Linked DNA regions of Homo sapiens: region 1 is linked to region 2. Evidence: read pairs that join two places in POLR2A ChIA-PET (ENCODE). Cell type or tissue: Panc1. All regions are shown on one strand. Links, peaks and the distances in the headings refer to the core of each region. The heading gives the core; the rest is flanking DNA.

Region 1 (15,641 bases), core at 2,604-10,603, 75 kb after region 2:
CTTGGTGAGGTGTGTTTTTAAAAGACCTTTAGTCCGTTCTATTTTTCCTTAAGACTGAGGACCATAAGGGATATAAAGGTTTCACTGAATACTAAGAGCCTGAAAAACTGCTTGGCTGATTTGACTAATAAAAGCTGGTCTGTTATCAGACTATATAGAGGTGGGAAGGCTAAAGTGAGGAATTATGTCTGACAGAAGGGAAGAAATGCCTGCAGTGGCCTTCTCAGACCCTGTAGGAAAGGCCTCTACCTATCCAGTGAAAGTGTCTACCTAGACTAAGAGGTATTTTAGTTATCTGACTCGGGGCATGTTGAGTAAAGCTAATTTGCCAGTCCTGGGTGGGGGCAAATCCTCGAGCTTGATGTGTAGGGAAGGGAGGGGTCCTGAATAATCCCTGAGGAGTAGTAGAATAGCAGATGGAACACTGAGAAGTTATTTCCTTGAGGATAGATTTCCACAATGGAAAGAAAATGAGAGGTTCTAAGAGGCGGGCTAGTGGCTTATACTGTAGCATATCCTGCCTTTGCTGGTGTGTGGCGATTAGGCCTGGTGGAACTGCCATCAATAAATCAAGCGTGATCAGGGTAAGGAACAGGAAAGAAGGAAATATGGGGAAATGGGGTGAATGTCAGGTGGATCAGAGAGATACAGTCATGGAGGTCAGGTGTGGTATCAGGAATAATGTGGGAGGCCGGATTGAAGTTTGGGCCAGGAACAATCGTAATTGTGGGACTTAACAAAGAGTGAGTACAGCTGAAGGAGCCGAGGAGCAGAAAGTATATGCGTCAGGTATGAGGAAGAAAATAGATTTTGGAAGTTATGAGAGCTGTAGAGAGTGAGTTGAGCATAGTTTGTGATTTTGAGGGCCTCTAAAAGTATTAGGGCGGCAGCAGCTGCTGCACAGAGACATGACAGCTAGGCTAAAACAGTAAGGTCAAGTTGTTTGGACAGAAGGGCTATAGGGTGAGGTCCTGGCTCTTGTGTAAGAATTCTGACTGCACTAACCATGCCTAGGAAGGAAAGGAGTTGTTATTTTGTAAAAGATTGAGGTTTGGGAGATTAATCGGACACGATCAGCAGGGAGAGCACGTGTGTTTTTATGAGAATTATGCTGAGATAGGTAACAGATGAGGATGAAATTTGGGCTTGACTGAAGTAATGGGGGCTGTCTGTGAAGCCTTGCGGCAGTATAGCCCAGGTAATTTGCTGAGCCTAATGGGTGTCAGGGTCAGTCTAAGTGAAAGCAAAGAGGCTGGGATGAAGGGTGCAAAGGAATAGTAAAGAAAGCATGTTTGAGTTCCAGAACAGAATAATGGGTTGTGGAGGGAGGTATTGAGGATAGGAGAGTATATGGGTTTGGCACCATGGGGTGGATAGGCAAAACAATTTGGTTGATAAGGCGCAGATTCTGAACTAACCTGTAAGCCTTGTCTGGTTTTAGGACAGGTAAAATGGGGGAATGGTAAGAAGAGTTTATAGGCTTTAAAAGGCCATGCTGTAACAGGCGAGTGATAACAGGCTTTAATCCTTTCAAAGCGTGCTGTGGGATGGGATATTGGCATTGAGCCAGGTAAGATTGATTAGGTTTTAATGGGATGGTAAGGGGTGCATGATCGGTCGCTAAGGAGGGAGTAGAGGTGTCTTATACTTGTGGGTTAAGGTGGGGAGATAAAAGGGGAGGATGTGAAGGAGGCTTTGAACTGGGGGAAAAGGCAGCAATGAGGTGTGGCTGTAGCCCAGGAATAGTCAGGGAAGCAGATAATTTAGTTAAAGTGTCTCGGCCTAATAAGGGAACTGGGCAGGTGGGGATAACTAAAAAGGAGTGCTTAAAAGAGTATTGTCTAAGTTGGCACCAGAGTTGGGGAGTTTTAAGAGGTTTAGAAGCCTGGCCATCAATACGCACAACAGTTATGGAAGCAAGGGAAACAGGCCCTTGAAAAGAAGGTAATGTAGAGTGGGTAGCCTCTGTATTGATTAAGAAGGGGACGGACTTACCCTCCACTGTGAGAGTTACCTAGAGTGTCTGTGATGGTCCTGTAGGCTTCTGAGGTGATGGGGCAGTGTCAGTCTTCAGCTGCTAAGCTGAGAAGATCTGGGAAGGAGTCAGTCAGAGAGCCCTGGGCCAGAGTTCCAGGGGCTCTGGAAGTGGCTGCCAGGTGAGTTGAACAGTCTAATTTTCAGTGGGGTCCTGCACAGATGGGACACGGCTTAGGAGGAATCCCGGGCTGTGGCCATTCCTTGGTCTAGTGGCCAGATTTCCAGCACTTGTAGCAAGCTCCTGGGGGAGGAGGTTCTGGAGGAAACTCTGGCAGCTGCGGTTCAGGCATTTGAAGTTCTTGTGTGCTGGAGATGTGGCTGGGGTTTGTCTCACAGTGGAGGCAAAGAATTGCAACTCAGAAATATGTTTCTATTTGGTTGCCTCTACTCTATTATTGTACACCTTGAAGGTGAGGTTAATTAAGTCCTGTTGTGGGGTTTGAGGGCCAGAATTTAATTTTTGGAGTTTTATTTAATGTCGGGAGCAGATTGGGTAATAAAATGTTGAGAATAAGATGGCCTTTTGACCTTTTAGGGTTTAGGGCTGTGAAGCGTCTCAGGGTCGTTGCCGAACGAGCCATGAACTGGGCTGGGTTTTTCATATTTGATGAAAGAGCCTAAATGCTCACTGATTTGGGAGAGGTCTGATAAAGAAAAAGGAGCATTAACCTTGACTATGTCTTTATCTTCAGCCACCTTTTTAAGAGGAAATTGCTGGGCAGGTGGGGGAGGGCTACTCACGGAATGAAACTGTAAGCCGGACCGGGTGTGAGGAGGGGAGGTGATAAAAAGATTATAGGGTGGAGGAGCGGAGGCTGAGGAAGAATTGGGACCTAGCTCGGCCTGGTGAGGAGCAGCCTGGGGAGAAGGGGAGAAGTCAGATGGGTCTGTAGAAAAGGAAGATTAGAAAGACTCAGCAAGGCTTGCGATTGGGACTGAGGGGACAGGTGGGAGGGAAAGAAGGAAAATTTGGGACAAGTTGCATTGGGCACAGAGACTAGGGAGGCACGGATGTAAAAGAATGCCTGGACGTCAGGCACCTCAGACCATTTGCCTATTTTTCGACAAAAATTATTTAGGTCTTGTAGGATGGAGAAATTGAAAGTGCCGTTTTCTGGCCATTTAGAACCACTGTCGAGTTTGTATTGGGGTCAAGTGGCATCGTAGAAGAAAATAAGGCATTTAGGTTTTAGGTCAGGTGTGAGTTGAAGAGGTTTTAAGTTCTTGAGAGCACAGGCTAAGGGAGATGGAGGAATGGAGGGTGGAAGGTTGCCTATAGTGAAGGAGGCAAGCCTAGAGAAAAGAGAGAGAGACATGGAGGGAAGGGGTTCGGGGATTCTTATCTTCCAGAAAAGTGGGAAAGGGGTCGCGGTGCAGAAATAAGGGGTTGAGGCACAGAGATAAGAGGTTGGGGCATGGAAATAAGGGATCGGGGCACAGAGATACAAGATGTCAGAGCACAGAAATAAGGGATCGGGGTGAAGAGATACAAGGTTGGGGTACTTGTCCCTCCCCCAGAAAAACGAGACTTGCTGCTAAGGGTGAAGGAGAAGGGGTTGAGGGGTTCTTGTCTCTCCCCCAGAAAAGCAGAGAAGGGGTAGAGACACAGAGAGAAGGGGTTGGGGTACTGGCCCCTCCCCTAGAAAAGCAGGACTTGCCACTAAGGGTGAAGGACCAAGGCAGGCGTCCCTGCGTGGTCTGACACCTCTGAAACGTGGGTGAGTAATTAGAGAGGTGTCCCTGCAATGATTAAACACCAAAGGAAGGCTGCCTTCCCTAGTCCATGACTGGCGCCGGAGTTTTGGGTCCGCAGATAAAACACGTCTCCTTTGTCTCTACCAGAAAATGAAAGGAACTGAAATTAAGAGAAGGGAGAGATTGAAGTGTGATGCCAAGATTGAAAGGAGAAAGAAGGTGAGAGATAGTGAGGGAGGTTGGAGAAGAGAGTATAAAGAGGCCGCTTACCGGATTTGAAATTGGTGAGACGTTTCTTGGGCTGGTGGGTCTGAGGACCTGAGGTCGTAGGTGGATCTTTCTCACAGAGCAAAGAACAGGAGGACAGGGGATTGATCTCCCAAGGGAGGTCCCCCGATCCGAGTCATGGCACCAAATTTCATGCACATCCGTATGAAGAGAACACTAAACAGGCTTTGTGTGAGCAATAAAGCTTTTAATCACCTGGGTGCAGGCAGGGTGAGTCTGAAAACAGAGTCAGCGAAGGGAGATAGGGGTGGGGCCGTTTTATAAGATTTGGGTAGGTAAGGGAAAATTACAGTCAAAGGGGGGTTGTTCTCTGGCGGGCAGAGTGGGGGTCACAAGGTGCTCAGTAGGGGAGCTAGTGAGCCAGGATGAGCCAAGAGAAGGAATTTAACAAGACAATGTCATCAGTTAAGGCAGGAACAGGACATTTTCACTTCTATTGTGGTGGAATGTCATCAGTTAAGGCAGGAACTGACCATCTGGATGTGTACGTGCAGGTCACAGGGGATATGATGGCTTGGCTTGGGCTCAGAGGCCTGACACATAATAGAAACATAGGGAAGTTTGGACATTCTTTTATCTAATGATAGATTTGTGACAAAAAGGTAAAATAATGAGGTAATATAAAAGCATTTTTTTTGTTATGACTACCTCTAATAATATAGACTTCTGTAGTATAGAAGATCAGCATGGAAAAGGACCTAGGGCTTCATACTCATTTTGGAAATGATTCCACATGGATTTACCATCCTCCAGGGAAGGGATACAATGGACTTTGCTTATGTCTTGTGAAAAGGATGTTCAGTCCTGGCCCCCATTTTTATCTCTGCTCTTGACCACATCTGACTCTCAGGGTGTCCATATTGCTTCTTTTTCTCTCAGCATTCATGCAAGTTTATTGAGAACTTAGCTTTTTAAAAAAAAAAAATTCTTTCTGTGAGTGATTATTATAGTGGGAATATATTTCAGGATACTTCTTTTGCTTTTGACTAATAAAGGAAACTAAGTCCTATCAGAAGTAGTTGAATATTTCCTCCATGTTCTACAATGGTACATATTTTCTTTTAAATTTGGGGATGAGGATGCATAAAAAATTTTTTAGGTCTGGCTAATACATTGTTTTGTCAGACAGCCATGTGCAGAAATACTCATAAAAATAGATCCTATAATATATTTTAAGGGTAAATGTAATCCCTATAAGCTGTGAATAGTGTTAGAAAACATAGAATCCAACTCTCTTTCCTTAAAAGAAGCATTTATCTCAGAAGCCAATCAAAAAAATTGAACTCAATACACCCCAAATACCTTTTAGTTATTTATTGAAAAATTAATTCAAATTTTGTCACCAAGTCCTCACACTGATTATTTTTCCATCTAACCACTCATACAGCCAACCATAAATAATCAAGCCAAAACAACAATTGGCAGTCATAGAGAGAGAATGATATTAAAAGGTAGAAAATAAATGTATCCATCAGCTGATGGAAATAAAACCAATAACCAATGAAAATAGTAAAGAAAACATTAATTCAGGAGGCACCCTTTCCATTTGCCTTAGGAATCATGAGTAGCAATTTGAAACCCTGTTTTTCTCCTGGGAAGGGGTGCTGCCTAGAATATGATATAAACTATACTGATCAAATAAAGAGGAAAGCCTCAGGCTAAAACAGAGAGAAAGAAGTTACAACAAAGAAAAACAGCTAGTTGTATGAAATGACACATTTATACACCAATAAAGTAAAATTAGAAATCTCCCTCCACATAAATGTTATATTAGCTGCAGAAGAAAAATAGCTGTCTAACAGAGATCAGACTTGAAAAAGAGGATGACATAAAATAGAAGACAACTTCTAATAGTTCCCAGAGCATGCCTCCTTAATGTGTATATATATATATTTAGATTTTGATCATGATATAATATTAGTTTTGTTACATGCTATATAGAGTTACCAGAAAAAAATGAATATCTTAGGAAAAATGTAATGAGAAACAATATGAAATAGTACACATTGGAACAAAAAATTTGAGGAATATAGATTATTAAATTTTAGCAGGGATTTGACATTCTCTTTCTTCTTTGGAAATGTAAAGCTCTTGATTCAGGCCAAATGATATCCTATGGCTTTTGTGAGCATCACTGAGCTTAGAAAAGTGTAGCCAATGACAAAGTGAAATATTGCAGAGGTATGCTTTGGATGTGATGAATTTGTTATTGCAGAAGTTCCCATTAGAAATTCAATGTCATCTATTAGGAAGGCCTCTGTGCCTAAGTTTATACAGTACATGGCTTCTGAAAGGCAACAGACAAGTACAATTTTTGTAAATTAAATGAATGTGCTTGTCATTTGTGGCTCATCATTCTGTAAAACCGTAGTACATTTGTAATGTCAATGATTAGGCCTAAAATATCTAATTGATTAGATTTTCTAAATCAGATTTTATTAGAGTAAAGCATAAAAATATTGCTGACAGCAATTTAAATGTCTGTAAGGATACTAAAATGACAAAAAGAAAAGATAATTATAGGAAATCATGAATGATTCACTTCATAGTCAATACAATGTAAACAAGATTTTATGAGTGTTTAATCTTTGCACAACTGGTAATCACTTCACTTTTCTCCCTTCCTCAAGCTAAACTCTTTAGAGTCTCAGTTCATATTTTGATCTATCAACAGCATTTTTTTGAAGTTGATCATTCCTTTTACTTGAAACACTCTTAAGACACTACCCTCTGCTAGAAGTCCTCACGGCTCACTGAGACTTTTTTTTTCATCTTCTTTCTGGTTGTATGTCAACATTAAAATGTTTAGGACCTAATCCTTGGATCATTTATCCTCTATTTGACCTCATATACTTAATGATCTCATTGGACTTTACAACTTTATTTGCCATGTGTATGTGAACTGCATTCTCTTCATCCTTGAGCTCCAGACTACTCACCCATGCAACACAGGCAGCATCTCCTCTTGGATGTCTAATAGGCGTCTTGAGCTTAAATATGTGCAAAACTGAATGCTTAATTTTCTCCCTCCCCCACTTGCTCCTTGACATTGTTTCATTTCAGTAAATAAAAGCTCCATCCTTTCATTTACTGAAGCTCCAAACCCAAAGTCATACTTGAAGCCTATCTTTTTCTCATACCCCACATCTAACGCACTAGTGAAGCCCTGCCTCTGCTAATATCAGCCTGACCTAAGCCACTAACTTTCCTGTTTTATTGCAATGATCTCCGAGGCCATCTTTCTGCTTCTTCTCTTTTCCACATACAGTTTTTTTCCCCTCAAAGCAGTCAGAGTGATTTTTTAAAAAATCTAAGCAAGATTAAGTCACTTCTCTACCCAACCTCCTCCAATCACTTCCTGTGCCATTCAAAGCAAAAGACCAAGTCCTTGCATCAGCCTATAAGATCTGTGTGATCTGACCACTTGACCTCTCCGATTTCGTTCCTTTAAATGCTTGCCCTACCTCCCATGCACTTCTCCAGCCACAGCCTCCTAGCTGTCATGTCAGGATCACTCCCAACTCACAGCTTTTGCACCCTGAGTCCTGACCACTCTTCTTTCAGACACCTACATGACTACATTCATCTTTACTAAATGTCATCTTCTCCGTGAGGTCTTTCTAATCACCCAATGTAAATGGCAATTTCCACCCCTGCACCCCCTATACTCCCTATCCCTTTCTTAACATTCTCCATGGCGGTTATCACAATCTGGTGTGCAATGTTTTATTTCACTTAATACCCATCCCCTCCCATTCTAACATACGTTCCATGAAGAAAGAAAGTATTGCCATTTTTGTTCACTGCTCAGCCCCCAAAGAAGTGCCTGACATAGAAGAGGGTTAATTAGTATTTGTTGAATAAATGACTAAGTGTACCAATAGGGCTACTTTGAATATTTAAGGAATCTAACCTACATGTACAATCTATTGTAAGATCTGAACTTTGCGACTTACAGAATTAATAATCTAAACTTGGGACCAGGGTTTATGTAGTAGAGTATACCACCAATATAGGTGGATTGGAAGTTATTCAAGGAAAATAAATGCAAAATCAGTATCTGGCCAAGGCATTTGATTGCTCATCTAGCAGCTCTTTCCCCTTTTTCTCCTAGTGAAAGACTTCTGATTTTCTGACAGTTATAGTGAATTCCATCCAACTCTGGAATGAATTAAGATAAATTTAAGCCAATCATGAAAATGTCATTTTTCTTTGCCCAGTAACTAACTAGGACAGTTCTTTGTCAATGTGATGTAAAGTCTCTGGGAAAAATTTTCTACTCTCATAAATTAGGCAGTAGTACACAGGAAAAACTCTCTATTTGCCTTATTCCTTGCTTCTTGCTTTGGATATTGCTTTTTGGGATGCAATGCTTGGAATTGGAACAGCCAACTTGTAACCACGAAGGAAGCATCACCAACATACTGAGGATGCCTGATCAGAAACATGGAAAAAGTTAACATGCTTGCTGATAGTGTTGATACTGGCCAACCTCATTACAGCCTGCTTGCAGATTTCTTGATAGGGAAGGTAATAAATATTTGTGTGGCTTATATCACTCTTTACTGAGTAATTTTTTACCTGTTGCAAAATTATCCTAACTGAAACAGAGGACTTGAAAAAGTGAGGACATGGCACTGATTCAAATAAACCTCAATTGTAACAATGTAACCGGGGAAAACAAACACACAGCTGTTCTGGTGAAAAAATCCTGCAATCATTTAAAATCTTGGAGTCGAGCCATGTGGAGCCAAGATGGCTGACTAGAAGCAGTGGCGATTGGGGGCTCCCGTGGAAAAGAACCATAACATAAAGTGCGAATCCTGCACTGGCAACCGAGGTCTCCAGGCTCTGTTATCACAACTCACTAGGCCGCTGGTGTGGCCCACAGAGAGGCAGGAAGAGCAGTGTGGTGCGGCAGCCCACGTGAGAGCCACAATGACACAGGGCAGGGGAGCCCCCACTCCCCAGTCAAGGGAGGCTGTCAGTGAGCGTGCCACCCAGCCTGGGAAACCGTGCTTTGTCCATGGAACTGTGCAACCCACGGATTGGAAGATCCCACTTGTGAGCCCACCACCAGGGCCTAGGGTCCTAACCATGGAGCTGCACAGATTCTCAATAGCCAATCAGCTAGAATCTGCTTAAGCCTGTGAGCTCCCAGCGGGGAGGGGCGACCAGCACCACAGTTGCGGCTACCTGCTGTCTAAGCTGTTTGAGCTCCCTGGGGAAGGGGCGACAACAAAGTCTGGGACTGATAGCTGCCTAACACAATAAGTTCCCAGGGTGAGAGAAGGGCAGCAGCCATCTCTTTAGCTCCAGGCTGCACTTTTCCCTTGATGCAGCTGGGGAGGCTGGACAGCTTGGTCAGAGGGGGTATCCTCCACAGCCAACACACCAGCTGTGGCAGCTCTGCGGACCAGCAGACTTAGTCTTTCCTCCAGCTAGTTCTGAGGAATCCGGGCAGCCCAGACCAGTGCGTTTCCCCCAGGGAAGCATACCCCCTCCACCAAGGGACAGTCAAAGTGCTTCGTTAAAGGGGTCCTGCTCCCTGTGCCACCCAACTGGGTAAGACCCTCCAACAGGGGTTGTCAGACACCCTATAAAGCAGCATTCCTACTGGCATCAGGTCAGTGCTCCTCAAGGTCAGAGATCCCAGAGGAAGGAGCAGGCACCCATTTTTGCTGTTATCCAGTCTCCTCGAGTGACATCTCTAGGTGTGGGAGTGAACCAGATGAATAGGGCCTGAAGTGAACCCCCAGCAAACCACAGCAGCCCTACAGAAGAGGGACCTGACCATTATAAGAAAAACAAATAAACAGAAAACAACAACAATAGCATCTACAAGAGAAAAGGCCCCAGAAAACTTCAATGGTCAGCAGCCTCAAAGATTGACACTAGACAAACTCATGAAGATGAAAAAGAATCAGTGACAAAAACGCTGAAAACCCAAAAGGTGAGAGTGCCTCTTCTCCAGATGATCACAAATCCTCTCCAGCAAGGGCACAGAACTGGATGGAGGATGAGATGGACGAATTGACAGAAGTAGGCTTCAGAAGGTGGGCAATAATAAACTCCACTGAGCTAAAGGAACATGTTTTAACCCAACGCAAAGAAGCTAAGAACCTTGATAAAAGGTCACAGGAGCTGCTAGCTAGAATAATCACTTTAGAGAGGAACATAAATGACCTGATGGAGCTGAAAAACACAGCACAAGAACTTCGTGAAACATATACAAGTATCAATAACTGAGTCAACCAAGCAGGAGAAAGGGTATCAGAGTTTGAAGACCATGTTGCTGAAATAAGGCATGCAGACAAGATTAGAGAACAAAGAACGAAAAGGAACATACAAAGCCTCCAAGAAATATGAGACTATGTGGAAAGACCAAGCCTTCAATTGATTGGAGTATGGGAAAGAGATGGGGAGAATGGAACCAAGTTGGAAAACACAGTTCAGTATATTATCCAAGAGAACTTCCTCAACCTAGCAAGACAGGCCGACATTCAAATTCAGGAAATACAGAGAACACCACTGAGATCCTCCATGAGGAGATCAACCCCAAGACACATAATCATCAGATTCTCCAGGGTTGAAATAAAGGAAAACATGTTAAGAGCAGCCAGAAAGGCCAGGTCACCTACAAAGGGAAGCCCATCAGACTAACAGTGGACCTCTCAGCAGAAACCCTGCAAGCCAGAAGAGAATGGGGACCAATATTCAACATTCTTAAAGAAAAGAATTTCCAACCCAGAATTTCATATCCAGCCAAACTAAGCTTCATAAGCAAAGGAGAAATAAAATCCTTTTCAGACAAGCAAATGCTGAGGGATTTCATCACCACTAGGCCTGCCTTGCAAGAGCTCCTGCAGGAAGCACTAAATGTTGAAAGGAAAAACCAGTACCAGCCACCTCAAAAACACACCAAAATATAAGGACCATTGACACTATCAAGAAACTGCACCAACTACTGTGCAAAATAACCAGCTAGCATCATGATGACAGGATTATATTCACACATAACAATATTAACATTAAATGTAAATGGGCTAAATGCCCTGAATAAAAGACACAGACTGGCAAATGGGATAAAGAGTCAAGACGTATTGGTGTGCGTATTCAGGAGACCCATTGATATGGTCTGGCTATGTCCCTATCCAAATCTGAACTTGAATTGTGTCTCCCAGAATTCCCACATGTTGTGGGAGGGACCCAGGGGGAGGTAATTGAATCATGGGGGCCAGTCTTTCCTATGCTGTTCTCTTGATAGTGAATAAGTCTCACGAGATCTGATGGGTTTATCACGGGTCTCTGCATTTGCTTCTTCCTCATTTTCTCTTGCTGCTGCCATGTAAGAAGTACCTTTCGCCTCCCACCATGATTCTGAGGCCTGCCCAGCCATATGGAACTGTAAGTCCAATTAAACCTCTTTTTCTTCCCGGTCTCGGGTATGTCTTTATCAGCAGCATGAAAATAGGACCAATACAGTAAATTGGTACCAGCAGAGTGGGGCATTGCTGAAAAGATACCTGAAAATGTGGAAGCAACTTTGGAAATGGGTAACAGGCAGAGATAGGAACAGTTTCATGGGCTCAGAAGAAGACAGGAAAATGTGGGAAAGTTTGGAACTTCCTAGAGACTTGTTGAATGGCTTTGCCCAAAATGCTGATAGCAATATGGACAATAAAATCCAGGCTGAGGTGGTCTCACATGGGGGTGAGGAACTTGTTGGGAACTGGCACAAAAGTGACTCCTGTTATATTTTAGTAAAGAGACTGGTGGCATTTTGCCCCTGCCCTAGAGATTTGCGGAACTTTGAACTTCAGAGAGATGATGAGGGGTAAATGGCGGAAGAAATTTCTAGACAGCAAAGCATTCAAAATGTGATTTGTGTGCTGTTAAAAGCATTCTGTTTTGAAAGGCAAATGGAGCATAAAAGTTTGGAAAATTTGCAGAGCCTGATGATGCAGCAGAAAAGAAAAACCCATTTTCTGGGGAGAAATTCAAGCCAGTTGCAGAAATTTGCATAAGTAGCAAGGAGTCTAATGTTAATCCCCAAGACCATGGGGAAAATGTCTCCAGGCCATGTCAGAGACCTTCATGGCAGGCCCTCCCATCATAGGCCCTGGAGGCCCAGGAAGAAAAAGTGGTTTCATGGGCCAGACCCAGGGACTCCATGCTGTGTGCAGCCTAGGGACTTCTTGCCCTGTGTCCCAGCTGCTCCAGCCATGACTGAAAGGGACCAATGTACAGCTTGGGTGGTGGATTCAGAGGCGGAAGCCTCTATCCTTGGTAGCTTCCATGTGGGGTTGAGCCTGCAGGTGCACAGAAGTCAAGAATTGAGGTTTGGGAACCTGCACCTGGATTTCAGAAGATGTACAGAAATGCCTGGATGCCCAAGCAAGAGTTTGCTGCAGGGGCAGGGCCCTCATGGAAAACCTCTTCTAGGGCAGTGCAGAAGGGAAATGTGGGATTGGAGTCCCCCACACAGAGTCCCTACTGGGGCACTGCCTAGTGGAGCTGTGAGAAGAGGGCCACAGTTCTCCAGACTCCAGAATGGTAGATCCACCAACAGCTTGTGCAGTGTGCCTGGAAAAGCCACAGACACTCAACACAAGCCTGTGAAAGCAGCTAGGAGGGAGGCTGACTCCTGCAAATCCATGGGGACAGAGCTGCCCAAGACCATGGGGACCCACCTCTTGCATCAGAGTGACCTGGATATGCGACCTGGAGTCAAAAGAGATTATTTTGGAACTATAAAATTTGATGGCCCTGCTGGATTTCTGACTTCTATGGGCCCTGTAACCCTTTTGTTTTGGCCAATTTCTTCCATGTGGAATGGCTGTATTTACCCAATACCTGTACCACCATTGTATCTAGGAAGCAACTAGTTTGTTTTGATTTTACAGGCTCTTAGACAGAAGGGACTTGCCTTGTCTCAGATGAGACTTTGGACTGTGGACTTTTGGGTTAATGCTGAAATGAGTTAAGACTTTGGGGGACTGTTGGGAAAGCACGATTGGTTTTGAAATGTGAGGACATGAGATTTGGAGGGACCAGGGGCAGAATAATGTGGTCTAGCTGTGTCCGTATCCAAATCTCAACTTGAATTATATCTCCCAGAATCCCCACATGTTGTAGGAGGGACCCAGAGGGAGGTAATTGAATCATGGGGGCTGGTTTTTCCCATGCTATTCTCGTGATAGTGAATAAGTCTCATGAGATCTGATGGGTTTATCAGGGGTCTCTGCATTTGCTTCTTCCTCATTTTCTCTTCCTGCTGCCATGTAAGAAGTGCCTTTCACTTCCCGCCATGATTCTGAGGCCTCCACAGCTATATGAAACTCTAAGTCCAATTAAACCTCTTTTTCTTCCCAGTCTCAGGTATGTCTTTATCAGCAGCATAAAGACAGACTAATACACCCATCTCATGTGCAAACACACAGAGGCTCAAAATAAAGTGACTGTGGAAAATTTAGCAAGCAAATAGAAAGCAAAAAAAAAAAAAAAAAAAGTGCATATATATTTAGGATATATAAATCTGAGTACCCAATACAGGAGTACTCAGGTTCTTAAAACAAGTTCTTAGAGACCTACAAAGAGACTTAGACTTTCACACAATAATAGTGGGAGACATTAACACCTCACTGTCGATATTAGACAGATCAATGAGATGGAAAAATTAACAAAATATTCAGGACTTGAACTCAGCTCTGGATCAAGTGGACCTAATAGACATCAACAGAACTTGACTTTATCCCTGGGATGCAAGGCCTGTTCAATATATGCAAATCAATAAACATAATCCATCACATAAACAGAAGCAATGACAAAAACCACATGATCGTCTCAATAGATGCAGAAAAGGCCTTTGATAAAATTCAAAGTTCTTTCATGTCAAAAACTCTCAATAAACTAGGTATTGATAGAGTATATCTCAAAATACTAAGAACTATTTATGGCAAACCCACAGCCAATATCATACTGAATGGGCAAAACTGGAAGCATTCCCTTTGAAAGCTGGCACAAGACAAGGATGCCCCATCTCACCACTCGTATTCAACATAGTATTGGAAGTTCTGGCCACGGCAACGAGGCAAGAAAAAGAAATAAAGGGTATTCAAATAGGAAGAGAGGAAGTCAAATTGTCTCTGTTTGCAGACAACATGATTCTGTATTTAGAAAACCCCATTGTCTCAGCCCAAAAACTCCTTAAGCTGATAAGCAACTTCAGCAAAGTCTCAGAATACAAAATCAATGTGCAAAAATTACAAGCATTTCTATACACCAACAATAGACAGAGAGCCAAATCATGAATGAACTCCCATTCACAATTGCTACACAGAGAATAAAATACCTAGGAATACAGCTAACAAGGGATGTGAAGGACCTCTTCAGGGAGAACTACAAACCACTGCTCAAGGAAATAAGAGAGGACACAAACAAATGGAAACACATTCCATCCTCATGGATAGGAAGAATCAATATCATGAAAATGGCCATACTGTACAAAGCAATTTATAGATTCAATGTAATTCCCATCAAACTACCATTGACATTCTTCACAGAATTAGAAAAAAACTATTTTAAATTTCACATGGAATCAAAAAAGAACCTGTATAACCAAGGCAATCTTAAGCAAAAAGAATAAAGCTGGAGGCATCACGCTACCTGACTTCAAACTATGCTACAAGGCTACAGTGACCAAAATAGCATGGTACTAGTACCAAAACAGATATATAGACCAATGTAACAGAACAGAGACCTCAGAAATAATACCACACATCTGCAACCATCTGATCTTCAACAAACCTGACAAAAACAAGCAATGGGAAAAGCATTCCCTATTTTATAAATGGTTCTGGGAAAACTGGCTAGCCATATGCAGAAAACTGAAACTAGACTCCTTCCTTACACCATATACAAAAATTAACTTAAGATGGATTAAAGACTTAAATGTAGGCTGCGCATGGTGGCTCACACCTGTAATCCTAGCACTTGGGGAGGCGGAGGCGGGCAGATTACCTGAGGTCAGGAGTTCGAGACCAGCCTGGCCAACATGGTGAAACCCTGTCTGTACTAAAAATACAAAAATTAGTTGGGCATGGTGGTGGGTGCCTGTAATCCCAGCTACTTGGGAGGCTGAGGCAGGAGAATTGCTTGAACCTGGGAGGCTGAGGTTGCAGTGAGCCAAGATCATGCCACTGCACTTCAGCCTGGGTGACAGAGGGAGACTTTGTCCAAAATAAATAAATAAATAAATAAATAAAGACTTAAATGTAAAACCCAAAACCATAAAAACTATAGAAGAAAACTTAGGCAATCCATTCAGGACATAGGAGGCGTGGGCAAAGACTTCATGACAAAAATGCAAAAAGCAATTGCAACAGAAGCCAAAATTGACAAATGGGATCTAATTAAAGTAAAGAGCTTCTGCACAGCAAAAGAAACTACCATTGGAGTGAACAGGCAACCTAGAGAATGGGAGAAAATATTTGCAATCTACCCATATGATAAAGGTCTAATATCCAGAATCTACAAGAAACTTAAACAAATTTACAAGAAAAAACCAACAACCCTATCAAAAAGTGGGCAAAAGATATGAACAGATACTTCTCAAAAAA
Region 2 (15,641 bases), core at 4,408-12,407:
AATACGAATTGGTGAGTCTAGGGACTTCAGAGCATACCCTTGCTCCTATGTGGTAATGTCCTTAAATAACATAACTGCTGTTATTGTTTTTTTTTTGGTTTTTGTTTTTTGTTTTTTTTTTAGATGGAATCTCATTCTGTCACCCGGGCTGGAGTGCAATGGCACGATCTTGGCTCACTGCAACCTCTGCCTCCCGGGTTCAAGCAATTCTCCTTCCTCAGCCTCCCGAGTAGCTGAGATTACAGGCATGTGCCACCGTACCTGGCTAATTTTTGTATTTTTAGTGGAGACAGTGTTTCACTATGTTGGCCAGGCTGATCTCGAACTACTGACCTCAAGTGATCTGCCCGCCTCGGCCTCCCAAAATGCTGGGATTACAGGCATGAACCATTGTGCCAGGCCAACTGCTGTTATTATTATGTAATGCAGCTGACTTACGTTTCCATAGTTAAAGACAATAATTCCTTCTTGATAGAAATGGCTTATGAGACTGTTGAAAGAATGCTTAGTGCCAATTGGAAGATAAGAGGAGACCGAATTTCAAGTTGTGATTTGCAGAGAAGTGTGGTTGAAGCCATGTCTGTGCACTTGTGAGAAGCTAGAACATCTTCAGTACCAGCAGTGCCTTGATGATCTCCATCAAAGATTGGGAACCATTTAGGATTTCCCAGTACCAAGTGAAGTGTTCAGAAATGCTGACAGCAGACCAAGAGTCTTCCAAATGACATTACTCTTTTAGTTTCCATTTTAATTTAACACAGGTTTACTGAACTGCTTACCAAAATGAACAGTTACTCTTTGGGAAGGCTTCTGGGAGACATTGGGGTCCAAGAACTTTGCCTTTACGACTGGAAAGCAGCAGGTTTAATCATTTTAAACAAATATCATTCATTAAAATAAATAAGTATCATTTGTGAAAATATTTGTGTATTCTATTTTCCTTAAGAGAGCATGAATGGATTTATACACTTTGAATGGCTCCCAGTGGGTTTTGATACTTGAGAAAATCCACTTGGTCATTTGCTGATGTATAACATGTTTGCAAATGGGCAGTTTTTACATGCAGGCTGCCAAAACTACCCGTGGATAACAAAGAGCCCATGTCAAGAAGAGTTTGTTGCTTTCACACTCTGAACGGTCAGTTCTGAGGCACATGTGGGCAGGTCTATGCTATACTTACCACTTGTGTGCCCTAACCAAGAGTGTAGTGTAACCACTGTGTGGTTTGCCCTAAATATAGCCAAGTTCCTGTGATGTTTAAGAGACAATAACCTGCAGGGAATGCAAGCACTTTTCTTAGAAGTCAGTCACCCAAAGCCTCCAACCTAGAGCTCAAGGTGGGCTGAAAGTGGCAGAGTAACTTCCCCAATGCTCATTGCCTTCCCATAAAGAGGAAGGCCTTCAGAAGCCCAAAGTAATGACAAATTCAGGTGACATTTTTGGCCTTCTCTCCATGTCATTTTTATCGAGGCGTAGCATGCATACAGTAACCTGCACAAATCTTGAGTTTAGATGGATGAATTGATATCTGTCTCTCATGTGATTTGAAATAAAACTTAAGTGCAAGCTGTAAAACACAAGCTTTGCAAGTATTTTGAAATTAGAAGGATTTCTTTTTATATTTTCTGATTGCTAATTCTAGATAAATTAATTAAAGCTAAGCTTATCTCTCTTCCTCTCTGTGTATTTGCTTTTAGTGTCTTAAGCACCAGGCTGGTCTGACTCTGTTTAATATAGCCTTGCCTAAGAGCAAGAGAGGGAAGATTTTCTTCCCTTGGTGGTTCCAGACGGCGTGCTCTTGTACCCACAGGAGCTCAAAAGAGAAAATCAGGCTGAAAAACATCTCTGAAAATCTTGGCAATGTGTTTGAGGTGCTCTTTGGTAGTGCTTATTGGAAGCTAGAGGAATTGTGATTCTGGGTTTGAAGCAATCAATAAATCAAATGTAACATCTAAGGTAATTTTAGAGCATTCCCGGGGAAACATGGCTCATTCAGTTGCTCCTCTATCACTTAAAACAGAGTTCTTTGTCTTTGGGGTTGATGAGTAGGTATAAAAGCAAATCCAGAGCAAACTGTCAGATAAAGCAAACTCAATTCTTGTCCTATAATGACAAGGTCATGCACCACATAGAACTGCTTTTAGATTGGCTTTGAGTAAACTCAGATGAAGAAAAATTTGTATTAGAAAAAAAAGAGTGAGAAAAAAAAAACAAAAAACACCTCCCACCTCACCTGAGAATACAGAGGGATGAGAAGGCGTCCAGCTCTGGCAGGGACACTAGCAAATAGCTGTTTCCATAATGACTTCTTTACATTATTGAATACAATGGGAACTTTAAGGGCGACTGCAATAACAGTTTCTCATAAAAAATTAACAAAGAATTTATGGAAATGTAGGAAAAGTCCCAAAGCAATTAGCTTAGATTTCTCTAGAGTCTGAGAAAAGCCTGGATAATTGCATGCAGAAACCGCATAAAGTGGCTATTTTCATTATCGCTGGATACCGAAAGTCCATTTTCATCACAATGGGATATAATGATGTTAAAGCTAACAGGGAGATACGTTTAAAAAGGTTACAACACGGTTTACCAAATGGTTTGATTTATGTAACTTTGGAGATACACACTTAAGATTACTGTTAAGGCGACTGGAGAGGTTACCCTTGAAATTTCTAAAGACTCCTATATGATAGGAAAATATATTACAGTTTCTGAAAGCTAATTGTACATTACCACTAGGATGCACAAGAATGAATTTAATTTGTCTCAGAATTGAAAGTTGAATTGTACTACAAGCTGGCACATGAATATCCATTCTGACTGACTCTCTTGTAAATTGGCTATTATGTATGTTTATAGGTGCACCTAGGGCTGGGGTCCTCTCCCTGAATGTCTTAGAAACTCTGAGGTCCTGGCACCCTAAGGAAGCAGAGGCAACATTCTGAAAATCTGCAGAGTCTTTACTAGGCCTAAAGAGAGATTAGACATCATTATGTAAATGTCACTATTTTCAGTAAAATAAAATAAAATGAAGCGCATCATCTTTTCTTGTGATATTCACTCACAAGCACTGGCAGTTTAATGACTCTTCCCAAGTCCAGGAAAGCCATCTTCTCCCCGGCTGTCTGTGAAGAAATGGGGAAAGAGACATAATACAGTGAGCTTTCATCAACCCCCAGTGTCCTCTGCAATGTCACAGACACATACAGATCTGGATATCCTTTTCTATCTATAAAAAGCTGTAGTTAAGGCTGTGCCTGGGATTTGAATGATTCTTGAAACCATTAAATAGATTCTTGCTCTGAAGCCCACAGAATATTAATAACTTTTGTTAGCTGCAGTGTCAAAAGGATCATACAGTCTCAATCTTATTTGGTAAACACTCACTGTTTAAAAAAAAAAAGAAAGAAGAAAGAGATTATTTAAGTGGTTCCAACAAAAGCCTCAGCAGAGGTCCTACTCTGAATGGACACTGCTGCCTGGGGACAAATGTCAACACAGTTCAAGCTTTGTTAAAAGGACTGAAAGGATCCGCAAGCCTGCACACGGACACGCTTATGGCCAGCATTAAGAAAATCAATCTAAAATAACAACACCACATTCACATCCCAACCTGGCCAATACACTTCCAGCAGATGTGACAATCATATTTTGACAGTTCAGATAGCTGATAACGGATGGCAAAAGAAATTTCTATTTGACAGGGGACCTGAGTTTACACAATTACAGCCCTTCTGTTTGTCTGGGGCACATTAAGGACGCAAAAAGTGGAGAGAACAAACAGAAGCCAGTGTCTTGGTATAATCAAGGCAAAGTGATATGAGCCCCATCAGTATCATTCCAGTCTACTTTCAATTTTATTTCCTTCTGCATTTAATAGTAGCCCAAAGAATAAATTAAGATTCCTGCAGTCCTCCTTGTTTCCCAGCTTGCCATCTTTTTGCTAGGCTCTTTGTCATTTCAAATACATTTTTTTAAGCCCATCATTCACCTGGCTAATGAAAGAAAGGAAGGAAGAATGAATAGAAAGCTTTGTTGTAAATGGAACTGGCATTTCACTCAGGCATTCTGAGCAGCTCTGACATTCAACACCCTTGTACCTGAAACTCCTGGACATCTCCCATTCAGGCAGGTCAAATAAAGCTGTTCCTTGGGGGATAGTTTAAAACTACTTGTAACATGTTTTGATTTACAGATTATCAATTCTGCTGAGCAACAGAGGGACATATTTGGGAGTCGCATAAACAAATATATTCAGCGGTGCTGTGGATTAACCTAAAGTGACACATTTATTTAAAAATCTGCCTACTACTTGTCCTCATTGATTAAATGCCCTTAAGAAAGTAAGTCTGATGAAATGAAAGCCATTAAGATGCAGCACACCTCCTCTGCTCCTTTTGATGGTTGACACATTCCCTGGAGTGGGAGATTGGACGGCTGATAAGCTAACACTGAATTATAAGCACTTTGTGGAATGTCACTGGCAAATGAAAGATCTACTGTTTTGCTTGCAAAGCAACCGTATGCCTTAACAGCACAAAAATGGACACGGTGCAGAATTATTTCATCCTCAGTGCTTAGAATATAAACAAATGTGTACACCGTGCGTGCATTTTCACAGTAGAGATCAGCTCACAGCCAGCGAGGCTTGTTTCTGGCTGTAGTACCATTGATCATGAAAATAGAAGGGCCTGCCAAGGACTTTGTCAACGTTGTCAGGACTCCAACAAGCATCGGGTGATTTTGCTGTTGCCTGTTGTTACCTGAGCTTTCATAGTTTTGGAGAGGGGATTGTATAGGGGCATGAGAGTGTGTTGGTGGTGGAACTGAAGCGTGGAGAGGTTAAATGGAAAACTTTTTTTTTTTTTTTTTTTTTTTTTTTTTTTTTTTTTTTTAGGAATTAGAGGTGTAAACAACATTCGAAGTGTAGAGGATAGGGTGCCAATGTGGAGTTCATGCCATGTGTTTCCTTACTAGTCTTATGGCTTCGAGAAAATCACTTCAATTTGCTGAGTGTCCAGTTTCTTGAGCTGAAAAATGGAGCTAATAATGTTTGTTTTTTATTGGATTGTGGAGAGGATGGTGGGGAATAATGTACAAGGATGTGCTTTGTAAACAATTCAACACCATACAAACATCAGGGGTCATCACTAACCACAATGAACTAGAGCACCAGGAGTTTGCTCCAAGTGGAGGACACTCCCCCTGAGGGGCAGTGGTTCCCCCCCGCCATTGGCCTCCCTGCTGTGCCCTAGTTCTCCTGCCTGATGTCAGGCAGAATCACCGTGAATCTCCGTTGCAGACTGTTCAAGGCCCTAACAGAAACACGGAGAAGATCTGAAACATAGTTTAGACCTCAATCTGAACGATGTAATGAATGTATGTTAAGATTAGCAATCAATCACACTGTCTAGAATAAAAATAATAAAGGGACCCTAAAGTGCAATGAAACACTGGTAAATTTTGGAATTGCTTTGAAACTAAATTGGTGACAAGACTTGAGGAATAGTCAAACTACTTTTTTGTTGCTCTTTCTCTTTATGAGCAACAAAAATAAAAATAAAATCTTTAGTGAAAAGTTAATTTAAGGCTGGCCAATGGCTCATACCTGTAATACCAGTACTGTGGAAGGCCAAGACAGGAGGATCACTTGAGGCCAGGAATTCAAGACCAGCCTGACAAAACAGCAAGGCCTCATTTCTACAAAAGATTTTAAAAATTAGCCAGTAGCTGGGCCTGGTGGTGTGTGCCTGTAGTGCTAGCTACTGGGAGGCTGGGGCAGGAGGATTGCTTGAGCCTAGGAGATTGAGGCTACAGCGAGCTGTGATTACACCACTGCACTCTAGCCTGGGTGACAGAGCAAGATCAAGTCTTAAAAAAAATAGTTATTTTAGGTCTATCCACATAAATACTAATTTTCCTTCAAACCTTTCTCTTGGGCTTTGCCCATTAGGCACAGACATTTTTTCCCCCCAAAAGCTGTTTTGATAGCATTATTTGTTCCAAAACACCTGTGATTTGGATCAGGAAGAATTTGGGGCTGAGCTGACCCATGCCCATATTACTATGGCTCTCACGAGGCTTTCTCTCTGAGGCTGATTCTGGAGAGGGCTCCGGCTGTCCTGTTCCAGTCTGAAACTCGAGGTGGGGGTAGTACGAACAGTCCTGCTTAACCCCTGCCATGTGGTGGCCATAAAATGAATTTGGTTCTGGTTTTTGCTTAGCCACTGCTAGCTGTGTTGCTCTGGACTTAGCTCTTAAAATTCTCTCATAATAATAATAATGCTACTAACTAGGATAATAGCAAGAACAATGATGATGACTTCTAATTACTGAGTGCTTCTCAAGTGCCAAGCATTTTTAAAAGGGTTAATGTGTTGTATCTAAGGCCGGGCATGGTGGCTCACTCCTGTAATCCCAGAACTTTGGGAGGCCAAAACTGGCGGATCACAAAGTCAGGAGTTCGAGACCAGCCTGGCCAACATGGTGAAACCCTGTCTCTACTAAAAATACAAAAATTAGCAGGGTGTGGTGGTGCGTGCCTGTAATCCCAGCTACTTGGAAGGCTGAGGCAGGAGAATTGCTTGAACCCAGGAGGCAGAGGTTGCAGTGAGCTGAGATTGAGCCACTGCACTCTAGCCTGGGACAGAGTGAGACTCCGTCTCAAAAAAAAAAAAAAATTATTAATAGAATTCTCCTAGGAAGCTGAGATAGTGGGTACTATTATCACATCTGTGGTACCAGTTCAAATTCCTCCCTCAGTTTCCATATCTGGTAGATTTGAAAAGAGGGCTCAAACCCAAGGCTGGGGGACTGAATCCTGAGCTACATCCACCTTGCTCACCTCATAGGTCTGTGGAGAATATTAAATGTGATCAAGCCTGTGAAATCATTTTTTAAAATATTTATTTATTTATTTTAGAATTGTACTAGTGGCTGGGTGTGGTGGCTCACACCTGTAATCCCAGCACTTCAGGAGGCTGAGGCAGGCAGATCACTTGAGGTCAGCAGTTCGAACCCAACTGGCCAACATGGCGAAATCTCGTCTCTACCAAAAATACGAAAATTACACGAGTGTGGTGGTGCACACCTGTAATCCCAGCTACTCGGGTGGCTAAGGCATGAGAATCTCTTGAACCAAGGAGATGGAGGCTGCAGTGAGCGAGATCATATCACTGCACTCCAGCCTGGGTGGCAGAGGGGAGAGTCTGTCTCAAAATTAAAAATAAAAATAAATTTAAAAAATTGTATTAGCAAACCATTTCTTATGAAAAACTTTGAAATCACAAAAGAAGTAAAAACCACTTATAACTCTATTGATTTTTATAAGAAGATGTAAAGTCAAAAGTCCAAATCCCTTCCTACACCTCCCACCCCATCCCTCAGAGATAAACTCTAGTTAATAGCTGTTTTGTGTGCACTTCCAGATACTTTTTCTGACGAAAGTTCATTGAAGAGTAGCACACTCCAAAATCCAAGTGTGAGCCTGATTTCCTGCTGCTGCGGCATGAAGGTCACAGGCTGCCCTTGACCATCCAGCGTGTCAATTTCAGGATGCTCTGGCTGGCTTGAGCTGTGTGACGCTTCTGCAAGACCATCTGCGTGTGTCGAGGGACTGACGGCCCCCAGCTGGCCCACGTGCTGGGGAACGTGCTCTGACCTGTCTAGGATTTTTTGTCCCAGATTGTGTCTGTTTGCCTCTTTCTTTCTTCTTCTGTCTCTCTTCCTTGCCTGCTGACCCTCTTCTTTTACATTGTCCCCTATCTTGATGTCAGCAGAAAACATTCTGAAGTGAAAGTGACTGGTGGGAAGGGGAGAAGGGGATGAGGAAAAAAAATCAATGTTCTATTGCTATTTTTAGCTGCTGAGACTCCCTTCCCCTGATTTAGCTAAGTGCTTTGGGGCAGAACCAGCCACCACACTTGGTAGCTTCAGCAGATGTCCTATTGCTCCCAAGGGAATAAACCAGATACCTGGAAGGAAGGGGAGACCTTGGAGCTTTATAGGAATTGGTGAATAGGTGGAAGAGTGAGCTCATGTTTATTCTCCAAGTGCCTGGTGAAACCCCTGCCCAAGCTCAGATCCCAGGCATAGAGCTCACCCTGGGCTTCTCCCGTGGCTGAAAAGCCCTGAGTGACAGTGGAGCTAGTGGCAGCAAGATTGATTTTCAGAAGATAATTCCAGTGAATTTACTTGGTCAGATGGGGAGAACCAGTAGCAGATATTTCTGCTGTTAGGGCCATTTTATGCTGAAGATTGTAAGGCATTCCCATTCCCATGGAATTCAGAGCAGCCCAGTGGGCTTGCCTGGACACCCAGAGCAGCACTGCCTCCACCGTGGTCCAGGCGTCCTCTATCTACCTGGAAAACACAGTTTCTTTTTCAGAATAAATGTTTAAGTCAATACTGAATAGAGGAAATTGTAGTGACAGGACCTGCATACTTGATGTATACATCTTCTGCTCCTCACTTCTTTTTTTTTTTTTTTTTTTGAGATGGAGTTTCGCTCTCATTGCCCAGGCTGGAGTGCAATGGCGTGATCTCGGCTCACCGCAACCTCTGCCTCCCAGGTTCAAGCAATTCTCCTTCCTCAGTCTCTCAAGTAGCTGGGATTATAGGCATGTGCTACCATGCCTGGCTAATTTTGTATTTTTAGTAGAGACAGGGTTTCTCCATGTTGGTCAGGCTGGTCTCGAACTCCCGACCTCAGGTGATCTGCTGGCCTCGGCCTCCCAAAGTGCTGGCATTACAAGTGTGAGCCACCATGCCCGGCCTTCACTTCTCTTTTACATTTGACTGAACTGATAAAAGTAACCTAAAATCCAGAAACTTTTCTTGCTCCAACTGCTGCCTTGTGACTCGTTTACATAGTACGTTTTCACCTCTTCATAACTGGCTAAATGTAGTTTTAAGCAGAATCTTGGTTGTCCAGTTGATGTGGCGTGGCTCTCACTGCCTCTTTCTCACACATGCAGAATAATGTAGAACTGATTCCATCTAATAATAAGGAGGTAGAAGTTCCACTAAGAGAAGTTAGTCACTCATGGCATTGGAACCATGAAAGGGAAGCTATGAGTGGTTTATCAATGTCAGAAGGAGCCAGGGATTGAATTACAACTTAATATGCACAGTTGGGTGTATTTTATTATTTATAACACATGCTTCATTTTTAACACTCCTCTGAATGCAATATCACTCTTCATCACTCTTCGGATGGGTCTCCCATCCTGAACCCCTCCCTTGCCCAACCTCCATCATTTAAAATACTGTGAACTGTTGCTGTCAGGCAGGCTAGTGCACATGGAGCCAGGGATATCTGGTTTCATTTTTGCTTTTTTAAAAAGAAGTCAAGTCTAGATCTCTCAACTGCGTATTCCAAAGGCTTCATGAATTGAAAACGAAGAAAAAATATTCTATTTTTGCATTAAAATACAGCTTGTGCTCTATTTAAAAAAGAGCTTGTGCTTACCTAGGAGATTCAAAATACAAAAATAATAGACTCATTCAAAAGTATCTGTGACTCTCTGGGGGACATTGTGCTAGGCATTCGGGATACAGACATGAGGAGTTAGACAGGACTCTGAACTCATGGAGCTTACATTCTTGTTAGGCAAAAAGCAAGATAATTATAGATTGCAACTGAATGCTATGACTGAAAAACAGTAACTGTCTGATAGATAATCAGGGCCAGGCAGAGGAAGGGGCTGCTGTCCAGTGATCGTCTGCAGAAGGAGGAGGCAATTAAGCTGGTTGAGGCAGAGATGTTAATTTTCAGATCCCTGCTAGGCCATTTATAAACTCCTTTGGCAGGTCTCGAGTAGCTCATCATTGTAACACGGACAATGAGGCAGGTTGCAGGAGGGTCACATGGAGAGTTCCCACTGGAGATCTACTGGTTTGCTAGAGCTACCATAACAAGGTACCATAGACTGGATGGCTTCAGCAACAGAAATTTTTTTTGTCATAGTTCTGGAGGCTGAGAAGCCTGATATCGAGGTGTTGACAGGGCTAGTTTTTGGTGAGGCTTCTCTTCGTGGCTGTAGATGGCCGTCTTCTCCCTGGATCTTTATATGTCACCATTTGTGCATGCACAAGTCTGTGTCCAGATTTCCTTTTCTTATAAGGGCAATGGTCATACTGGGTTAGGGCCTAAATTAGCGATCCTATTTTAACTTAATTACCTCTTTGAAGACCTTATTATCTGCAAATACAGCTACATTTTGAGGTACTGGGGGTGAGGACCTCAACTATGACTTTTGAAGGAAGAAAACTGAGCCCTTCAGGAGAGGAAAAGAAGAATGTCTACCTTTCTGAGAATGGTTGTAGATTTTTGTAGGGATGCAGTTTGGGAACATTATCTTATCCTCTGGGTATCTTGTAATGTGCTGCACCTTGTGTCTAAGAAAAATGACCATCAGATAACACATTCAAGGACCATTTTGCATTCTTCAAGTACACTGGGCATCAGTGGGTGGGTCCTGTCATGGGTCAGCCTCCTGGGAACCTTGGACTGGACTGCAGATTTTTTTTTTTGACAATGTTTTACATCTATTATTCAAAATGGGAAGTTGATGTGACTACCAATTCTGAAAAGGTGCTGCTGAACATTCTCTATCTAATTGAATATATATTAAAATTATCAAGCCAAATCATTAGAAAAAGAACACCTACTTTAAAAATTTTTGTTGATACATTCATAATTTTGTACCATAAAAGGAAATCAATTGACAATTGATTGAAAACTATGTGGTCAGTGCTCTGCTAAGGGGGAACTAGAAACACACAAATTGATTTATTCTTTCTTTCACTCAACAAATATTTATTGAGTCTTTACTGTAGGTTTTATCTACCATGTCCATTTTAGAAAACCTGGCTAAAGATAATTCAAGCATGATCTGATTTCACTAACTGTGGGAGGTGGATATTTAAGTAGACAATTAAAATGGGCCAGACTCGTTGGCTCATGCCTGTAATCCCAGCACTTTGGGGGGCCAAGGTGGTCCGATCACAAGGTCAGGAGTTCGAGACCAGCTGGGCCAACATGGTGAAACCCCATTTCTACTAAAACTACAAAAATTAGCCAAGAATGGTGGCACGCACCTGTAGTTCCAGCTACTCTGGAGGCTGAGGCAGGAGAATCACTTGAACCCGGGAGGCGGAGGTTGCCACTGCACTCCAGCCTGGGCAGCAGAGCAAGACCCCATCTCAAAAACAAACAAACAAACAAAACAATTAAAACAATGTGACACCTGAGTAGAGTAAGTACAAATGCAGGCATGATCTGAGTTTATCCAATTTGTTCGATGTGCTTTTTATTGTAAAATCCCTCTACAAACCACTGTGCTGGGGGCATAGTAGAGATAAGACCAGAAAGGTCTGGGATATCACATTACTCAGAGAAGGTTTCCTGGCTCCCATGGAATTTCTGGGCAGAACCTGTGAGTCTGCATGTTTCTCTTAGTAGACTTGATTAATAAGTATGTATCAAAGAATCAAAGAAAATGGCCAGGTCTTGTTTTACAAAGACACTCACATGAACATATTCAAACTGATACTCCCAAACTACTTGCTCTTACTCTACTCAGGTGTCACATGGTCTTTTTTTTTTGAGATGGAGTCTCACTGTCGCCCAGGCTGCAGTGTAGTGGCACGATCTTGGCTCACTGCAACCTCCTCCTCTTGGGTTCAAGCGATTCTCCTGCATCAGCCTCCTGAGTAGCTGGAATTACAGGTGCGCACAACCACACCTGGCTAATTTTTGTATTTTTAGTAGAGACGGGGTTTCACCATGTTGGCCAGGCTAGTCTCAAACTCCTGACCTCAAGTGATCCGCCCGCCTTGGCCTCCCAAAGTGCTGGGATTACAGGGATAAGCCACTGCCCTCTGTCAAATTGTCTTAATTGTTTACTTACATATCCACTTCCCACGTTTAGTCTGTGCATTTCTGTAGTGCCAGAAGTGGAGCCCACTGAATGGTTGATAAACATTTGTCGAATGAATGAATGAATCAATTTGGAATTTCTTGGAAAGCTTTTCTTTGTGTAGGTTGTTTCAGACTTTGTAGTAATTATATATATATATATATATATATGTGCATTATTTTATATTTTTTAAGACACTGGCTTTCACTATATTGTCCAGGTAGGAGTGCAGTGGCCATTCATAGGTGTAATCACAGTGCACTACAGCCTCAAACTCCTGAGCTCAAGCCATCCTCCTGTCTCAGCCTCCTTAAGTAGCTGGGACTACAGGCATGTGCCACTATGCCTGGCCAATATATTTTTGAATTAGATTAAAAATGCATCACTAAATTGTGGCACACAATAGTATCTAGACAGAGTTCTAAAGTACATTTGGATGCATGCATGACAAGTGTGATCCATTAAAAGGGCTTCGGAAGGTATCTTTTATGCATTGTCTAAATGGAAGGCTACTAAAAATGCATGAGAAAGAGAATGAGAGCACAAGTGAGAGTGAATTGAACTTAGCATTTGGAAAAAAAATGAGCACCTTGGTCACATTCATCAATTGTACCAAGATATTGCTCAGGCCTTGCAGAGATGGGAACACAGAGTACCGTGGGCTCTTAACTATTCCCAAGGGCCAGAGCTCCCTGATATGCTTCTCTGTCATATTTGTGGGCTCACATAAAATCAATAGAAGTTCCAGGAGAGTCAGGAAAATATGTGAGGATAACTTCTGGTTTCAGGGGATTTTAACTGATTCTAAGAAATTTGGACAAAAGACCAGTGAAAATCTCTTAGCAAAACAAAAATCGCTTCTGAGATGAATTGTAACTAAATGAATGGGAAACACCAATAATTATTCCTATCTTGAAATTAATAGTATCTGGAGACAAAGTGATAGAAGATGAAATATGTACATTGGAAATCCATAATATAAAGTTTATTTAACATTTATAAAATCATCATGTTCAACAATAAGAGGTTAATTAAATTATGATACATCCTTATGATAGATTACCTGATAGCCATTAAATATATATTTTTTAAATTTAAAAGCTATGAAAAACACTTATGCAATAAACTAAAAAGTAGGTTACAAAAATATATAAATATTAAAAACACAATTGTGTAAAAATATGTATAGGAGAAAGATCAAAGACCTGGCTGCCAGAATGTTAACTGCTATTTTCAGGTGTATGTATGTGTAATGTGTATGGGGGAATGAAGGTCAATGGTTTTTCTACATAGCTATTTTCCTATATTTTCCATGCATTTAAAAAATTTTCTTTTAGGCTGGGCATGGTGGCTCACGCCTGTAATCCCAGCACCTTGGGAGGCCAAGGCAGGTGGATTACAAAGTTAGGAGTTCAAGACCAGCCTGGCCAACATGGTGAAACCTGTCTCTATTAAAAATACAAAAATTAGCCAGGTATGGTGGTGCACAACTGTAGTCCGAGCTACTTGGGAGGCTGAGGCAGGAGAATTGCTTGAACCCGGGAGGCAGATGTTGCAGTGAGCCCAGATCGTGCCACTGCATTCCAGCCTGGGTGACAGAGTGAGACTGTCTCAAAGAAAAAAAAAATTCTTTTAAATTATGAAAATTTCAAAGAAATAGACAAGATTGGCAATCACAGAAATGATACTTATGCACCCATCACAAAGATTAAACAGATGCTAATAATAGGCCATATTTGCTTCCGATCTCTCTTTAAAACATACAAGAAATTTGACATTACAGGTAACAACTTTAGTGTCACTCCTCTCTCCTATTCTCCCACCCGCTTTGTAGAAGTAATCACTGCTTTTTCTTTAGGTACATGTTTGCCTAGAATAAACATTGCATCTCCCAGATATTGCCATTTGAGTGAATTCCGGCCAGTGGAAGTGGAATTAAAGTAGAAGTTATATGTACAACATCCTGGAGGATTCGCTAAAGAAGGAAGGGCCCCTTCTCTTTCCTCTTCCTCCTTCATACTGGCTAGAGTGGGGCTATCATGGTAGGAGCTCTCTTGGACCACTACGTAGAAGCTATGGGCTATGGACGGTGGCGCTACGAGACAGAAAAATTCGTTTTCTTCATGCCTGCAGAGTTGCCATCTCAACTAAAGCAACTTATGTAGACTTCTATTTGACAAATCTAATTCTAATGTATTTATGCCACTATCACTAAATTTCTTGTCAATGGTAACCTAAATTAACCCATACACTGTGCATCATTCTGAAATACGTCTTGTAATTTTTAACACATATGTATGTATCCTAAACTATATGTAGTATGAGTTAATATTATAACTAAATATTATACTGTACATATCCTTTTGTAATTTGCTTTTCAAAAAATATAACAAGTTGTTTTTCATAATCATTCATGTTGATATCTGTAGATGCAGTTCACTAATTTTGGCTGTTATATATTATTCTACAGTTTATGTCTATCCCCCTTGAGGAATATATAGATTGGTTTCACTTTTTTATTATTATAAAAAGTGCTATAACAAACATCTTTGTACATGGTTTGTTGTGTAAATGGTGAGTTTCTCAAAGGTGGATACCTAGTGGTGGAATTTCTGGGTTAAAGAGTACACATGGCCAGGCTTGGTGGCTCATGCCTGTAATCTCAGCACTTTGGGAGGCCGAGGCGGGTGGAACACATAAGGTCAAGAGTTCAAGACCATCCTGACCAATATGGTGAAATCCCATCTCTACTAAAAATACAAAATTAGCCTGGCGTGGTGGCGAATGCCTGTAATCCGAGCTATTTAGGAGGCTGAGGCAGGAGAGTCTCTTGAACCTGAGAGGCGGAGGTTGCTGTGACCTGAGATTGTGCCACTGCATCCAGCAACGGGCAACAAGAGTGAAACTCTGTCTCAAGACAAAAAAGAAAGAAAAAAAAAAAAAAGAAAAGAGTACATACATTTTTAAATTTTACTAGGTCTTGCCAAAGTGGTTGTTCTAAAAATCTACTCTTTCCGGCAATGTTAAAGAGTTTCTATTTCTCTTCATCCTGAATAATATTTGATATTATTGGGCTTTTCAATTTTTGCCTGTCTGATGAATATGAAATGGTGTTTTACAGTCATTTTCAATTTCTCTGTTTTTCATGATGAAAATGTATCACCTTTATAATTAAGAAAGATAAATATTAAAACCTCTCCCGGCTTGAATCTCAAGATGTACATTAAGTTGCTTCAGGGAGTCTAGACATGTATCAGGTATCAGTGGGGAATCTTTCTCATCCATATGGTTCTCTCTCTAAGCTCCTAGAGGCATCTAATCTATTATTCTAGAAACGCTGTGTACAGTAATACAGGACAATAAACTTTTGTTCTGCTTAACACACTTTTTATGAGAGTTTCAAAATCATAGTGCTGAAGCCAGCTGAATTGGTGACCTGTGACTTGGTGTTTCTGGATTCCTTGCTACAAAATTGTCTTGTTCTGCTGCCATTGTAAGCAAGTCTCTTAGCTCCTTTGTATTATCTACCCTTCCAAAATGCTGTGAAATGGAGAAGCATGGTTTTGCTTGATCCCCCTTCTCCCCGGCAGTGTCTTCTGTGATTCTCTCCTCTTGGTGAATATGTGCCTTCCTTCTACTTCCACAGTCATCTCCATCTTACTCACCTTCACTTTTTCCTCCCTCACTGACGGCGCTATCTTGATTCAGATTTCTATAGAC

Evidence for each region. ChIA-PET counts read pairs that join two places held together with the same protein. Peaks named below come from ENCODE experiments on the same cell type or tissue, not always from the same donor. Only the 100,000 strongest peaks of a DNase experiment are listed, where the experiment ranks them.
Region 1: POLR2A ChIA-PET joins it to region 2 with 14 read pairs; 2 of 35 experiments call an interaction of 5 or more read pairs at or near these places.

What each region holds. Positions count from the first base shown.
Region 1 is chr5:124,485,953-124,501,593 of GRCh38, reverse strand. No RefSeq gene overlaps it. Among named protein-coding and RNA genes, the nearest start is that of LINC01170, 55 kb to the right of the region's middle. RefSeq lists enhancers at 3,505-4,095, 4,096-4,687. In Panc1, for the core only: no CTCF peak of the experiment used is centred there; no DNase peak of the experiment used is centred there; H3K27ac peaks cover 1,137 bases.
Region 2 is chr5:124,562,757-124,578,397 of GRCh38, reverse strand. No RefSeq gene overlaps it. Among named protein-coding and RNA genes, the nearest start is that of LINC01170, 130 kb to the right of the region's middle. In Panc1, for the core only: no CTCF peak of the experiment used is centred there; no DNase peak of the experiment used is centred there; H3K27ac peaks cover 3,804 bases.